3 separate regions of the Homo sapiens genome follow, and all the other regions are linked to region 1. The links are chromatin contacts, found by Hi-C or POLR2A ChIA-PET in ENCODE. All regions are on one chromosome and are shown on one strand. The core of a region is the stretch at or near the end of the contact, and the rest is flanking DNA. Distances in the headings are between cores, read along the strand shown. Region 1 has its middle 11 kb from the start of MIR422A. Region 2 overlaps HERC1 (HECT and RLD domain containing E3 ubiquitin protein ligase family member 1). Region 3 overlaps DAPK2 (death associated protein kinase 2).

Evidence for each region. A loop is a pair of places that touch in the nucleus more often than their neighbours do. ChIA-PET counts read pairs that join two places held with the same protein, here RNA polymerase II (POLR2A). Pooled maps may share reads with other maps.
Region 2: a pooled map shows a loop between it and region 1 (4-fold over the local background). The contact joins two enhancer-like sites. A Hi-C loop is called at or near these places in 7 of 50 pooled maps. POLR2A ChIA-PET finds 5 or more read pairs at or near these places in 12 of 52 experiments (BJ, CD4-positive, alpha-beta T cell, HEK293T and 8 more).
Region 3: a pooled map shows a loop between it and region 1 (2.3-fold over the local background). The contact joins two enhancer-like sites. A Hi-C loop is called at or near these places in 4 of 50 pooled maps. POLR2A ChIA-PET finds 5 or more read pairs at or near these places in 4 of 52 experiments (A673, CD4-positive, alpha-beta T cell, T-cell and 1 more).

The regions. Positions count from the first base shown.
Region 1 is chr15:63,857,382-63,861,963 of GRCh38, reverse strand. No RefSeq gene overlaps it. Among named protein-coding and RNA genes, the nearest start is that of MIR422A, 11 kb to the left of the region's middle. RefSeq lists an enhancer at 1,444-1,503. Within about 2 kb of position 1,648, at least 8 of the 41 ENCODE cell types and tissues checked have a DNase peak (open chromatin) inside an H3K27ac peak, as active enhancers do; they include CD4-positive, alpha-beta T cell, where a contact is called at or near this core.
Region 2 is chr15:63,750,973-63,755,621 of GRCh38, reverse strand. It overlaps HERC1 (HECT and RLD domain containing E3 ubiquitin protein ligase family member 1), which reads left to right. Exons shown (of 78, transcript NM_003922.4): 6 at 297-393; 7 at 974-1,117; 8 at 2,537-2,664. Among named protein-coding and RNA genes, the nearest start is that of HERC1, 81 kb to the left of the region's middle. Within about 2 kb of position 3,326, at least 2 of the 41 ENCODE cell types and tissues checked have a DNase peak (open chromatin) inside an H3K27ac peak, as active enhancers do.
Region 3 is chr15:63,967,457-63,971,881 of GRCh38, reverse strand. DAPK2 (death associated protein kinase 2) reads left to right here. Exons shown (of 12, transcript NM_014326.5): 4 at 321-459. Among named protein-coding and RNA genes, the nearest start is that of DAPK2, 77 kb to the left of the region's middle. RefSeq lists a silencer at 198-492. Within about 2 kb of position 1,666, at least 17 of the 41 ENCODE cell types and tissues checked have a DNase peak (open chromatin) inside an H3K27ac peak, as active enhancers do; they include CD4-positive, alpha-beta T cell, where a contact is called at or near this core.

The DNA of each region.
Region 1 (4,582 bases), core at 399-2,898:
CAGTCCACAAACCTCCCCATTTGTTTATACTCACTTTTTTTTTTTTTTTTTGAGATAGGGTCTTGCTCTGCCACCCAGGCTAGAGCGCAGTGGCCCAATCTCGGCTCCCTGCAATCTCTGCCTCCCAGGTTCAAGCGATTCTCATGCCTCAGCCTCCCAAGTAGCTGGGACTACAGGCACATACCACCATGCCCAGTTAATTTTTGTATTTTTAGTAGAGACTGGGTTTAACCATGTTGCCCAGGCTGGTCTTGAACTCTTGACCTCAAGCGATCCCAGCAATGTCTATCTGGGCACTCTTCACTCCTTTACCCAGCTTTGTATTTTCTCTGTAGCTCTTATCACAGTCTGATATACTGTAGATTTATTTGTTATTTGTTCATTGTCCGTCTCTTCCCACTTAAATATAAACTCCATTAAGGCAAAGACTTTGTCTTGTTCACTGCTGTATCCCTCCAATTACAACAGTGCTTGAAAAATAGCAGTGCTCAATAGATATTTGTCGAATGAATGAATGAATGCTGGGAACCAAGTGAATATTTGTTGAATTGAGGGGTACTGGACCCCACTTTTTGTTTTTCTTTGAGACAGTCTCACTCTGTGCCCAGGCTGGAGTGCAGTGGTGCAATCTTGGCTCACTGCAACCTCTGCCTCCCAGGTTCAAGCAATTCTCCTGCCTCAGCCTCCCAAGCAGCTGGGACTATAGGCACAAGCCACTAATTTTTGTATTTTTAGTAGAGACAGGGTTTTACCATGTTGGCCAGGCTGGTCTCAAACTCTTGACCCCAGGTGATCCACCTGTCTCAGCCTCCCAGAGTGCTGGGTTCACAGGCATAAGCCACTGCACCTGGCCTGGACCCTACTCTTGATCTTTGTGGATCACACAGACCTGTATCTTCCTTTTCAGAGATTCTTTAAAAAAAAGAGAGAGAGAGATTTTTTCTAAATCAGTTACCAAGGCTGTTAAATGGGAAAATGAATAGCTAGTCTAAAGGAGGAAATTTAGCACTTGTAGAACAGCAAGGGGGTGCTTGAAGCATGACAGCTGAAGGTAACATATATAGGTAATGTAATACAGGTAACATAGCCTACATGAGTAATGTCTAGTCTGAAAACGAATACTACTTTGAGTATTTAAAACAGAAAGATGTTAATAGACATCACACAAGCAATGGAAGAATCAAGAAAGCACTGGAGAGTATGACACAACTCAGATCAGCAGCAGCAGGAAACCATTTCTACTCCTAGGCCAGAGAGTGAGGAGGAAGGTTTTCAGGGCACAGGGACCAGGGACATCAACAGATACTTTCTTGTAATTCTGACAGCTGCTATAAGGAGAGGAGTCTGGGGCATCTGGCCGCGTTTCCAAATCTGCTCGGCCCTTTTCTTCCAAGGATGATCTGGTTCTGCTCTTTGATCCAGGGCACTGCTTTAAAGAGCCTGTTTGTTTGTGGCAGGCACCAGACTAGTATTGTCACTGGTTCATGGACTCTGAAAGCACCTAGAAGATCCACTGTTCCTGTGGCAGTGGATGATGGCAGCTGGTACACCCTGGGTGCAGCTGGTGTCTTTGATTTAGTACAAGCACCTTTCAAAGATTTCATTACACTTGAAAGCCTCACCTCCGGAAGGCAGTGGGTGGGGGAGCAGCTGTTCAGCCTCTGTAGAGATAGGACCAATGGGTGCATTTCTGAGGAAGTAGACTTCAACTAAGGAAGAAGTTTTTAACACAGCTGCCAGCAATGGCCTTGGCTCTCTTGTGAAGAAGTGAGCTTTCTGCTCCAGAAGGTATTCTAGCAGTCTGTCAAAAATCTTGCAGTGAGGAAAGCCTACAGTGGCCTACAAAAGCCTGCTAAATGCCTTCTCCATTGCTTCTAACTTTGCCCAACTCTGAATTCTGTGGGTGAACAACTAGCTCCTTTCATTCTGGCCCTCTATTCTTTCTTTTTTCTTTTTCTTTTCTTTTTTTTTTTTTTTTTTTTGAGACGTATCACTGGTGTCGCCCAGGCTAGAGTGCAGTGGGGCCATCTTAGCTCACTGCAACCTCTACTTCCTGGGTTCAAGTGATTCTCCTGCCTCAGCCTCCTGAGTAGCTGGGATTACAGGCATGCACCATGACACCTGGCTAGTTCTTTTGGTATTTTTAGTAGAGACAGGGTTTCACCATGTTGGCCAGGCTGGTCTCGAACTCCTGACCTCAAGTGATCTGCCCGCCTCAGCCTCCCAAAGTGTTGAGATTACAGGCATGAGCTACCATGCCCAGCCTGGCCCTCTATTCTTGACACATCCTTCTGCAGACCAACCCCATGTCTGCAAGTTTCATAACCCCAGTGAGAGAGCATCTGAGGGCAGGGTAGGCATGTGCCACTCAGTAGGCCTTCCCTCCTGTCTCACTTCTCACTCCCATGGCCAACTCATAGCCTGGCTTTTGGTTGAGGAAACTGGCACTTGGTGAGTATAGTAGATCGAATAACAGCCCCTCAAAGATGTCCACATCTTAATTCCTGAACCTATGTTAATTTACATGGCAAAAAGAGGTCTTGCAGATGTGATTAAATTAGAAATCATGGGATGGGGAGATGATCCCAGATTAGCCAGGTGAGCCCAATGCAATCACTAGAGTCCTTATAAAAGAAAGGCAGGGCAGAGAAGAAGACAGAAGCAGGGGTTGGAGTGATGTTCTTTGTAAAAATGGAGGAAGCAGCCATGAGCCAAAGAATGCAGATGACATCAGAAGCTGGAAAAGGCAAGGGAATGGATCTCCCCTAGGGCCTCCAGAAAGAATGCAGCCCTGCTAACACCTTGCTTTTAGCCCCATAAGACCCATTTTTTTTTCAGGCTTCTGACCTCCAGAACTGCAAGATAATAAACTTGTATTGTTTTAAGCTACTACATTCGTCATAATTCATTTTCAAAACAGGAAACTAATATAGAGGACTTACGATCCATTCCCATGACAACCAACACAACAGCCTGGTAGCTGACCAAATAAAAAGGCCAGGCATGGTGGCTCACACGTGTAATCTCAGCACTCTGGGAGGCCCAGGAGGGTGGGTCACTTGAGGTCAGGAGTTCAAGACCAGCCTGGCCAACATGGTGAAACCCCATCTCTACTAAAAATACAAAATCAACCGGGCATGGTGGCAGGCATCTGTAGTCCCAGCTACTCAGGAGGCTGAGGCACGAGAATCACCTGAACCCATGAGGCAGAGGTTGCGGTGAGTCAAGATTGTACCACTGCACTCCAGCCTGGGCAACAGAGCAAGACTCTGTCTCAAAAAAACAAACAAAAAACATTTTCCATAGGAAGGAAGCAAACATGGTAGTTAAAAGCATGGGTCTTGCAGGCAAACAGACCTGATTCAAATCCAAGCTCTGCTAGGTTGCGTGATAGCTCAGAGCTTCATTGTCTCATCTGTAAAATGGGAGTGTTACGGCCACCTTGCCCAAGGTGGTTGTGAAGATGAAATAAAATAATGCAGTTAAAGCACTCAGCATAGGTCCTAGAACACAGGAAAGTCTCAGTAAATAGTAGTGGTAGCTATTATTACTCCTACCACCATCTCCATCATTGCTACTACTGTTACTACCAATACTACTGCAGTTGCTGCTGCTACTGCTACTATTACTGCTGCAGCTATTGCTAATATTACTATTGCTATTTACCACAACAATATCTATGCCTGGGGCCAGACACAGTGAATCACTCCTGTAATCTCAGAACTTTGGGAGGCTGAGGCAGGAGGATCGCTTGAGCACAAGAATTGGAGACCCACCTAGGCAACACAGCAAGACCCCATCTCTACAAAAAAATAAAAATGAAAAAATTAGTCAGGCATAGTAGCACATATCTGTAGTCCTAGCTACTTGAGAAGCTGAGGTGGGAGGATTGCTTGAGCCCAGGAGTTTGAGGTTGCTGTGAGCTATGATTGTGCCACTGCACTCCAGCCTGGGCGACAGAGGGAGACCCTGTCTCTAAACAAAACAAATCTATGCCTGAAGAGCAGGGGCGATGTCACAAAAAGGATGAATAGAGACGGCAGCAACAATAAGGGAGGATGTGCTTAGAAGGGGTCAAAGTCTGGAGGTCACAACTTCACACTGCTAGTTGGGATTGAATTTTGAGTCTGAAGCCTGGTCTGAGGGCTCTTGAGGCTGAGGAGGTTAACATCTGCATCCACCCACTCAACATTTCTGCTGGAGTGTCTGTGTCTGGGGTGCAGCCTCCTGGCTAAGAGACCCTGGCTCAGGATCACCAACCAAGGCCTTCCATCTGTGCTTCCGTCTGGCCCAGTGCCCTTAGGCCAGGCCTGGAATTATGGGATGCTGTGGAAATGCAGACACATGACATAGCCCAGAATTCAAGGTGCTGACCTTTTGATCTTAGAGACAAACCAGGATCCTGAACCCAGTTACACATACATGTCCTCATTGTATTTCCCAGTTGAGAAGGCGAATCAGACAGCAAAAGAATGTGTGGACAAGATACAAACGCCTCTTCATTATTTCTGTGTTTCTTTTCCAAGGCCTCACTGTTGTTTAGGGGCCTACCCTGCTGCTTTTCTTTGAATGTACAGAAAGG
Region 2 (4,649 bases), core at 2,077-4,576, 110 kb after region 1:
TTTTTAAAAGAAACAGGGTTTTGCCATGTTGCCCAGGCTGAACTCGAACTCCTGAGCTCAAACAATCTGCCTGCCTTGGCCTGCCAAAGTGCTGGGATTACAGGCATGTATTTCAGCACTTACTTGAACTCTTAGCCAGTCATCCTTGGCCTGAACACAGCCTCCACAACTGTACCTGGAAATTCCTGGATGGGTTGTGAATATTAGTATCTGTGAAGTCTCTGTGTATAGGATCAAATACGGACTATATGTTTTAACATGTGCATACTCATCGTATTTACTTGTGTGCAATGCAGGTAGTTGTTTGTGTGTCAGCTGGATACAGACATAGTGCTGCTGTCACAGAGGATGGGGAATTATACACATGGGGTGAAGGAGACTTTGGAAGATTAGGTAAGATTTTTTAAAAATGTAAGTTATTCTTCTAGAAAATTAGAAATGATTAAGTTACTGAGAAGCCGTGAGAGCAGATTTACTAGGCCAAAGACTGTCATTTATTTTGTTAGTTTAAGCTCAGAGGAAGATAATTTTATATAGATAAGACCTAGATTTTAGTGCTGATATTTAAATGTAATTAAATCTAGCAAGCATTTACTGAGTGTGCCCTATTATGACCAGGCATTGTAGGGTTTCTGGGATAAAAGCAATACCATCATGATCCTGAAGTTTATAATCTAGTGGGTAATGAAAACAAGTCAACATGAGCATGAAACAGGACAACACAAGGTAAGTGCTGTGAGGGGAGCATGAAAAGAATATTCTAATGGTTCACCGAAGTGACTCTATGACCCAGTTTAGGAGCACCTTGGAAGATTGAGAAGATGTTAGAAATGATTGTGTTTTTCATATTGCATTGCATTAAAAAAATCTCAATTCTATTTTAAAGTTGTAACATTTATTATACTTGTGAAGTCAAGGCCTAGAGAAAAAGAGTTAATGTTGTTTCTTTGTTGTTGTGTGTGTTTTATCCAAGGTCATGGTGACAGCAATAGTCGTAACATTCCAACATTAGTAAAAGACATCAGCAATGTAGGAGAGGTTTCTTGTGGCAGTTCACATACTATTGCTCTGTCTAAAGATGGGAGAACTGTATGGTCTTTTGGAGGAGGAGACAATGGTATGTAAAAAATTATTTATCAGTAGCTTTGGCTTTTTTCTTGAGTTTTTTAAAAATTTATTTTTCAGTTATATATGCCTAGTGTAGAATGACTCAAATACAGATGAGCAGAAATTAAAAAATGAACTGAGCTTTTACAAATGTTACTTTAACCATTGTTAACATTTTGGAAATAGACTTCTAAATAAATACACATTTATACAAATATTTACATATATTTCTACTTAGATGTGTTTTTAAAAACCAAAGTATACCTACATGTGTATGTTTTATATAAGTTTATATATGTTTTGACATATATATGTTTTACTCTAATAGTTTTTTTTTTTTTGAGATAGGGTCTTGCTTTGTTACCCAGGCTAGAGTGCAGTGATGCAAACCTGGCTCACTGCAGCCTCAACCTCCTGGGCTCAAGCGATCCTCCTGCCTCAGCCCCCCAAGTAGCTGGGACTACAGGCATGCACCACCATGCCTGACTAAGTTTTGTATTTTTTTTAGAGACAGGATTTTGCTTTATTGCCCAGGCTGGCCTCGAACTTCTGGGCTCAAGTGATCTGCCAGATTTAGTCTCCCAAAGTGCTTGTATTACAGGCATGAACCTCCGTGCCCGGCATGAGTATCTTTTTTATATCAACAAGCATGACTCTACATCATTCTTTTAAATGGCTTGAAGTGTTCTTTTATTTGATGGTGGCACAATTTATAAAACCAGTTTCTTATTGTTGAGTATCTAGATGGTTTCAATTTTTTTCAGTATTAACAACACAATGAATGACTAAATCTATGTCTACTTTAATTAGTCACTCCTACTAGCAGTGTGAATGCTTACTTCCCCATAGTCTTCAACAACAGCATGTATTAAATTTAATTAAATAATTTCAATAGTGAAAATGGTATCATTTAATTTATACTTTTTTTTATTCCTGGTGTGGTTGGATTTGTAGATGATTGGCCATTTGTTTTTCTTCTTTAATGATTTGTCCAGTTTTCAATTTCATGAGCTATTGATTTTTTAAAAAGTTTATGAAAAATTATATGCATATACATTCTTTTTTAAAGTTTATGAAAAATTATACGCATATAGTACCTGTATATTTTGTCAGCAAATTTGAAGTTAGAAATATAGCCATTAAAGGGGGAGAAAGACAGAAAAATAATTGTCTATGTTTCTTTTAAAGTGATTTTAAATTGCTTGATTTTAATTGCTTGAAATTAAGATATAAAAGGCTATCAGTGGTTGTTAACTTTCTTGTAATAAAAATGCTCGTTTGTTAACATCCTCAGCTATCAGAAACATAGCTTTTCATATCTGCCAGGTTAGTGATGGAAACATTAGAGCTCCTTATCAACTTTAGTAGTGTTAAAAAGAGTAGAGGTTCTTTAAAACAAGTAAATTGTTTAATGTGTTTGTTTTTATAGGTAAACTTGGTCATGGTGATACCAACAGAGTGTATAAACCTAAAGTTATTGAAGCTTTACAAGGAATGTTCATTCGCAAAGTTTGTGCTGGGAGCCAGTCTTCACTTGCTTTGACATCAACAGGGCAGGTAGGACTAAGGGATGAGTATAAAAGACTTAGAGTATTTCAGAGGATTAGGTGACTAAAAAGTAATACTTGTATTTAAATTTTAAAGTTCAAATAAATACATTTTTAGGCAACATGCTAAAATGAAATATCTTCTTCTGTTTGAAGTAGAGTATCTGAGAAGGAACCAGGTTTTCTAACCTGGCATATGTGACCCAGATAAATCTTAGTGGAGCCTCTGTTCTTTGTATTAAACTGACTTTCTAAAATGTTTTAGCATTTAGCTTCCCTTAAACCTTTTCTAAAACATTATGGATAGTCGGGGAAAGCTGAACTAGATCTTGATGGAGCCAGTGATATGAACTAAGAAGGCAAGAGGGTGATCAAAAAGGAGGGTAAAGAGAACACTTAGGTATGGAAAATATTCTGAGAGAGTTAGGTGTTTCTGAGAAACAGTGTGAAGTCAAGCTTAGGATAGTCAGAATTTTATGAGCCTTTATAAAGGCTCATAAGCTTTGTACTTTTATAGCTTATAAGCTTCGAACTTTTACATGCGTATTTTCACTCTTACCCTATTTGTTTGTTGAGGATAGGGAGGAGCCAGGTATAATTATAGACTGACAATATTTGTCCCTGTGTATCCATCAGTTATGGCAGTAAAAAAGTGAGCTGGCCACTTATTCTGTCATGTATAGGAGGCCACCTTGTGTCAGGCAGTGGTATAAAAGTGTTTTATGACTAATTGACAAGGCAGAGGAGCAGAAAAGCTGAAATCAGCATATAATTTGATTATTCACTGAGAAACTAGAATGCCTTGTGTTCTAAAAATCTTCAAGCTATTCATCATTACATTAGCTAGTTGCTGCCTTAAGAATATCTCTTCTACGTGTTTCTCACTATGGTTTTTGTAGTAAGAATCCATGAATTGAAGTTAGAAGATGCTTATGTATTTGATGTATACACACAGGCAAATAACAGACACCCCTTGAGCATCATGTGCTTCTTTTTTTATGAAGGAGTAATAATTTCTGCTTTGCATACAAGTGATCACATAAGATAATCATTAGAATTGAGAGTTTCTATAGATTATCCAATACTATTCAACTATTAGTTGGTAGTGGTAGTAATAATAGTAATAATAATAATAAATCCATTACATTGAATTCCAAGAGAACTTGTAAACTGTTTGCTGTATAGAATAGTTGTATTATGAGTACCTTAAGTTATATGAAATCAAATATATATGCGTGAAAAAAATAAAGTCAGAAATACTTTTAATGGGTAAGAATAGTTTTCTTTACCATTAAACTTGAGCATGAAATAATGATCAACATTTGCTTTTCCCTCAGTCTGTCTCAGCACTTTCAGGCCTCTTCTGTACTGACTTCCCACCATACTATATAGTATGGTCCAGTCTCTAAAGGCAAGCCAAGTATTTCTCATCTGGTGCTCAACCGAAGGAACGCTGCAAGAGAAAACTCTATGTAGGCCTTACTGAGTGACAGTATTACAGTGATGTGTCACTTAATGGGATATGTTCTGAGAAATGTGTTATTAGGCCATTTTGTTATTGTGAGAACATTGTAGAGAGTACCACACAAACCTAGATGGTGTAGCCTACTACGCTCCTAGACTATATGGTATAGCCTATTGCTCCTAGGTTACAAACCTGTACTGCATGTTACTGTACTGAATACCTTCAGAAATTGTAATATAATGGTAAGTATGTATCTAAACATATCTAAACATAGAAAAGTTACAGTAAAAATACTGGCATCAAAACTCCGTTAGATCTTAAGGGACCACTGTTGTATAATGTGGTCTGCTATTGACCGAATGGTGCATGAGTGTATATGATACCTCATGAGTGATTTAGGAAATCTTCTGTGATGATTTTGAGTATACATTATTTCACTGTCGTTATCTTTAGTTCCTAACATCTCCTAAAATATGCCTTATGTACTGGAATCTTGTTGCATTCTATACTTAAGTAAGTTATCTGGAAAC
Region 3 (4,425 bases), core at 417-2,916, 110 kb before region 1:
CCTGCCATCTCAGGCATATGGAGGGGAGAGGGCAACCTCCAGGGTGACTGGGACCAGGGCCTAGAGTGGGAGCAGAGGCTCTTCTGACAACACCTCCAGGGTGATTCCTGCCCTTGTGATCCAAAAGAAAGAACAAAGCAAATAGGAGCAAAGTCAGTCCCTGGCACTGGACAGACAAAGCCCCAGAAATAAGCCAGGGGGATTCTGCCATACAAGGTCCCTGGGGGGTCAGGATGAGGGCTTGCCCCTATCAGCCCAGCCTCATGACATGCAGAGCTGACTGGGCCTGGGCCTCCCCTCCCCCCGCTGGTGTTTTACAGAGTGTCTGGAGGAGAGCTCTTCGATTTCCTGGCCCAGAAGGAGTCACTGAGTGAGGAGGAGGCCACCAGCTTCATTAAGCAGATCCTGGATGGGGTGAACTACCTTCACACAAAGAAAATTGCTCACTTTGATCTCAAGGTCAGTAAGGGGAGAAAGGGAAAAGAATCAAGTTTAGGAAGAAGAGGCTTAGTCCCTCCTGGTGTCTTTCCCAGGATGGGCCCAGTGCCGACCAGCCCTTCTTTCTCATCTTACAGTGAAAAACCCTGAGCTCATGGGAAAGATGATGCCACGGAAATGTCCACCTTCTCAGTTTCATTTTTCATAACAGGTTTTCTGCACACTGGAGCTGACTGCAAGAAGCTGCTTAAATCAGACTTCAGGCACCTTATTTATTTCAGGGAGCAGGGGGGAACACTTTCTAAATAAGTAGACCAGTGACAGGAAACTTGAAACCAAACACCTTTCACAAGACTGAACTTTTCAGTAACAAAAAACTAGAAATGTTTGGAGGATTGCTGAAGTTGGCTGGCTCGCCAGACCCATTCATAGTGCAGCCTCCATCATCCCTTGACCAGAGCTTGTAAATCCTGGAGCCCAGGGACCACTGGCTGCCCTCCCCAACTCACAACCCCTACTGTGCTCCAAACTGTGGTCATAAAACTGCTTGTAGGGGCCACTGATCATTTATGGTGACTGGTATTCAGGACTGAGAGAGTTCACTGTGACCACATAGGACTTCATAAAGCAAGAATGTGGTCAAAGTAGAAGGATCAGTTCCCTTAGTAACTGAGCTCAGTTGCATAGACTGATGAGCCTATACAGATACTTAATGTGTAAAGTCCTCTAACTTTGATCAATTCTATGACCTGTTTGCTGGGGAGATCCCTTCATTTTTCTATCCAGAAATCCCTGTGGTCTTTCAAGCATGGTGCTGGGTGCTTGGGTATTGCTGCTGATACAAAATTCACTGAGGCCCTGTCTGAGATTACTTCATCTTTTCCAGGAACCTTAGTGTAGGAGATAGAAAAACCAGCAACTCTAAGTACTATGCTAGAAGGAAGCCCAGGGTGGGTGGGGAGGCTAAAGGAGGGGACATCTAAGTCCAACCGGGATATCAGAGAGGGCTCCCTGGAAAAAGTGCTATGTAGTTGAGTTCTGAAGGATTGGTAGGAAATAGAAGAAGAGAAGGGCCTTATAAGGAAGAAAGGCCAGCAGAATACATGGTCACAAAACAGCACAATGCATTCAGGGAAGTACAGGCATGGGAAGTGTGTGCTGAGTGGCTGGGGAAGAAGCCAGGAACAGTGCAGGAAGCAGACACAAGGGTCTGGGAGCTAAGCCAAGGAGCTTGCACTTTACCCTGAGAGATAAGGGTTCAGGTGAGCAGAGAAGTGAGGTAAGCATGTACTTGTTTCAGAGTGATCCCTCTGGCTGGGAGGATGGATAGGCTGGAGACAGCCTGGAGGCTGGGGCTCAGCTAGGAGGCTAAAGCAATAATCTAGGTAAGATGTGAGGAGAGGACAGAGTCAAGATCTTTTGCAGAGGTCAATCTGAGGATTGATTAGGTGCCTAATTAGAGGTAGAGATGAAGGAGGGGACAGGGTTCTGGATGACACCCAAGTTCTGGCTTGTGCCCCTGGCCCAGAGAGGGTCTGGCATGTCCATTATCTCACAGTGGCTATGCCAGGGCATGAGCTCAGTTCCCATATGAGTCCCTACCCCAGCTCTTACTCTACTCTGCCTGATAGGGTGACCTTCTATGAGTCCCCTTAGCATGGTCCTCCTTCCTTAGGCTCACTGTCACTTTTTTTTTTTTTTTAATAGAGATAGTCTCGCTCTGTCACCCAACTGGAACACAGTGGTGTGATCACAGCTCACTGCAGCCTCGACTTCCTGGGCTCAATCTATCCACTTGCCTTAGCCTCCTGAATAGCTGGGACTAAAGGCGTGTGCCACCATACCTGGCTAATTTTTGTATTTTTTGTAGAGGCGGGGTCTTGCCATGTTTGCCCAGGCTGGTCTTGAGCTCCTGGGCTCAAGTGGTCCACCCGCCTCAGCCTCTCAAAAGTGTTGGGATTACAGGCATGAGCCACTGCGTCTGGCCATGATTGTCAGTTTGTTTTTGGTGTTTCTTTTTGGGGGGGACAGGGTCTCACTCTGTCACCCAGGCTGGAGTGCAGTGGCGTGATCTCAGCTCACTGCAGACTAGACCTCTCAGGCTCAGGTAATCCTCCCACCTCAGCCTCCCAAGTAGTTGGGACTACAGAAACATGCCACCATGGCCAGCTAATTTTTGTATTTTTTTGTATAAATGGGTTTTTGCCATTTTGCCCAGGCTGGTCTGCAACTCCTAGGCTCAAGCAATCTGCCCACTTCAGCCTCCCAAAGTGTTGGGACTACAGGCATGAGCCACTGCTCCTGGCTGTCACGGTATTTTTTAATACCTCCAACAGAAGTCTTCCAGAGTTTTACTGAGGCGTCACAGGGTAAAAATGGGGGTCACCAAGGATGGTGAGGCCTGGGCAGGCCTTTGGACCTCAGGGTAGTAACAGCAGGAAATGGTCTGCCTTGATTGCACCTGTGTGACTTCCTGGTACTGCTGTGGACAATTAACTTGTTGTTTTATTGTGTCTTTGCTGGCTCCAGGAGAGCTGCTTCAAAATGGGCTCCTTTGTCTTTTCTTGAATGGGTCTGGTAGGAGGAGTGGCTGGAGCCCAACAGGCACCAATGACTGCAGCAGGTTCGTGATGTTTGGCTTGCCTTTATGGCAGCTCGCTGTGGTGGGGAGAGCACTGGCTTGGAGTTAGCCAGGCTGAGTTACCATGTACCATGATACACCTGAACCTCAGCTTTTCAGCTTCAATGCAAATAATACCTACCTGGCAGAGCTGTAAGGGTTAGAGAGAAGCATTAAGTGCCAGATATGGAATAGGTGCTCGGTAATAGTAGCTGTTATTGTTATTCCCCTTCTCAGAATAGAGGAAAAGGAAATAGAACTTTTGTTACAGTGTTGTGGGCCCCATAGACTAGGAAAACAAACCCTGTGAGTACAGTTCTGTTAATAAATTGTCCAGCAGAGAGCTGAGTTGGTTGCTAGGTAGAACTGCTGGCGAGGGCTGGTGAGGCTCCGGGGCTAACCTGGACATTTTCCATTACCTGGAAACAGTCTGGGTTTTCTCTGGATGCATGTGAGGTGAGGATGCTGCCAGTCCCCACCATGGCCAGGTATCCTTAGAGTTGTGAGGACCTGAGCTTTCTGATTCTTCCACCCGTGGGTCCCTTGGCCTAGGCCCACCTGGGCAACTTCAGGAAGTGATGAGTAGCTGGAACTCAGAAGGATTACCTCAGGATCGGGTACATGTTTCCTGGAGCCAGAATGTGGGTATGCATGCCTCCTGGCTGGAACATTCTGTCTCCTGGAGGGGATCATGCAATTAAGATCCAGCTGGTAGCTTAGAGGAGGCTTCTTGGTTCTGTGTTGTTTCCCACCATATAAAATCCACATTTTTCTTCCTGATTTTCATTCTCCATGATGGATTTTCACTTTCCTCTCCTGCTTATATTCTGTTAACTCCTTCCCAAGCTCAGGGTCCTTACTGCCCCAGGAACACAGCCAGCATGTTGTCTCCACACCCTTACCCATAACCTGTTCTCTATGCACACCTTCCAGCTTGAAGGGGCAGGTAATAGAAGAGGGTTCACTCTCTTGCCTACCTTTGGAATGTGAACAACCTCTCTTCAGGCTGGTATTTAATCAGCTTCTCCTATGTTCAGCCATTGTGCAATGGACAGTCAGGCTCTGTCCCTGCTCACCACATGCTCCTAGCCTCGTTGCAGGGAGCCGACAAATGGATATTTTTTTTTCTTTTTGAGACAGAGTCTCGCTCTGTTGCCCAGGTTGGAGTGCAGTGGCACAATCTCGGCTCCCTGCAGCCTCTGCCTCCTGGGTTCAAGTGATTCTCCTGCCTCAGCCTCCTTAGTAGCTGGGATTACAGGTGCCTGCCACCACGCCCAGCTAATTTTTGTATTTTTAGTAGAGACAGGGTTTCACCATGTTGGCCAGGCTGGTCTTGAACTGCTGACCTCAGGTGATCCCCACCACCC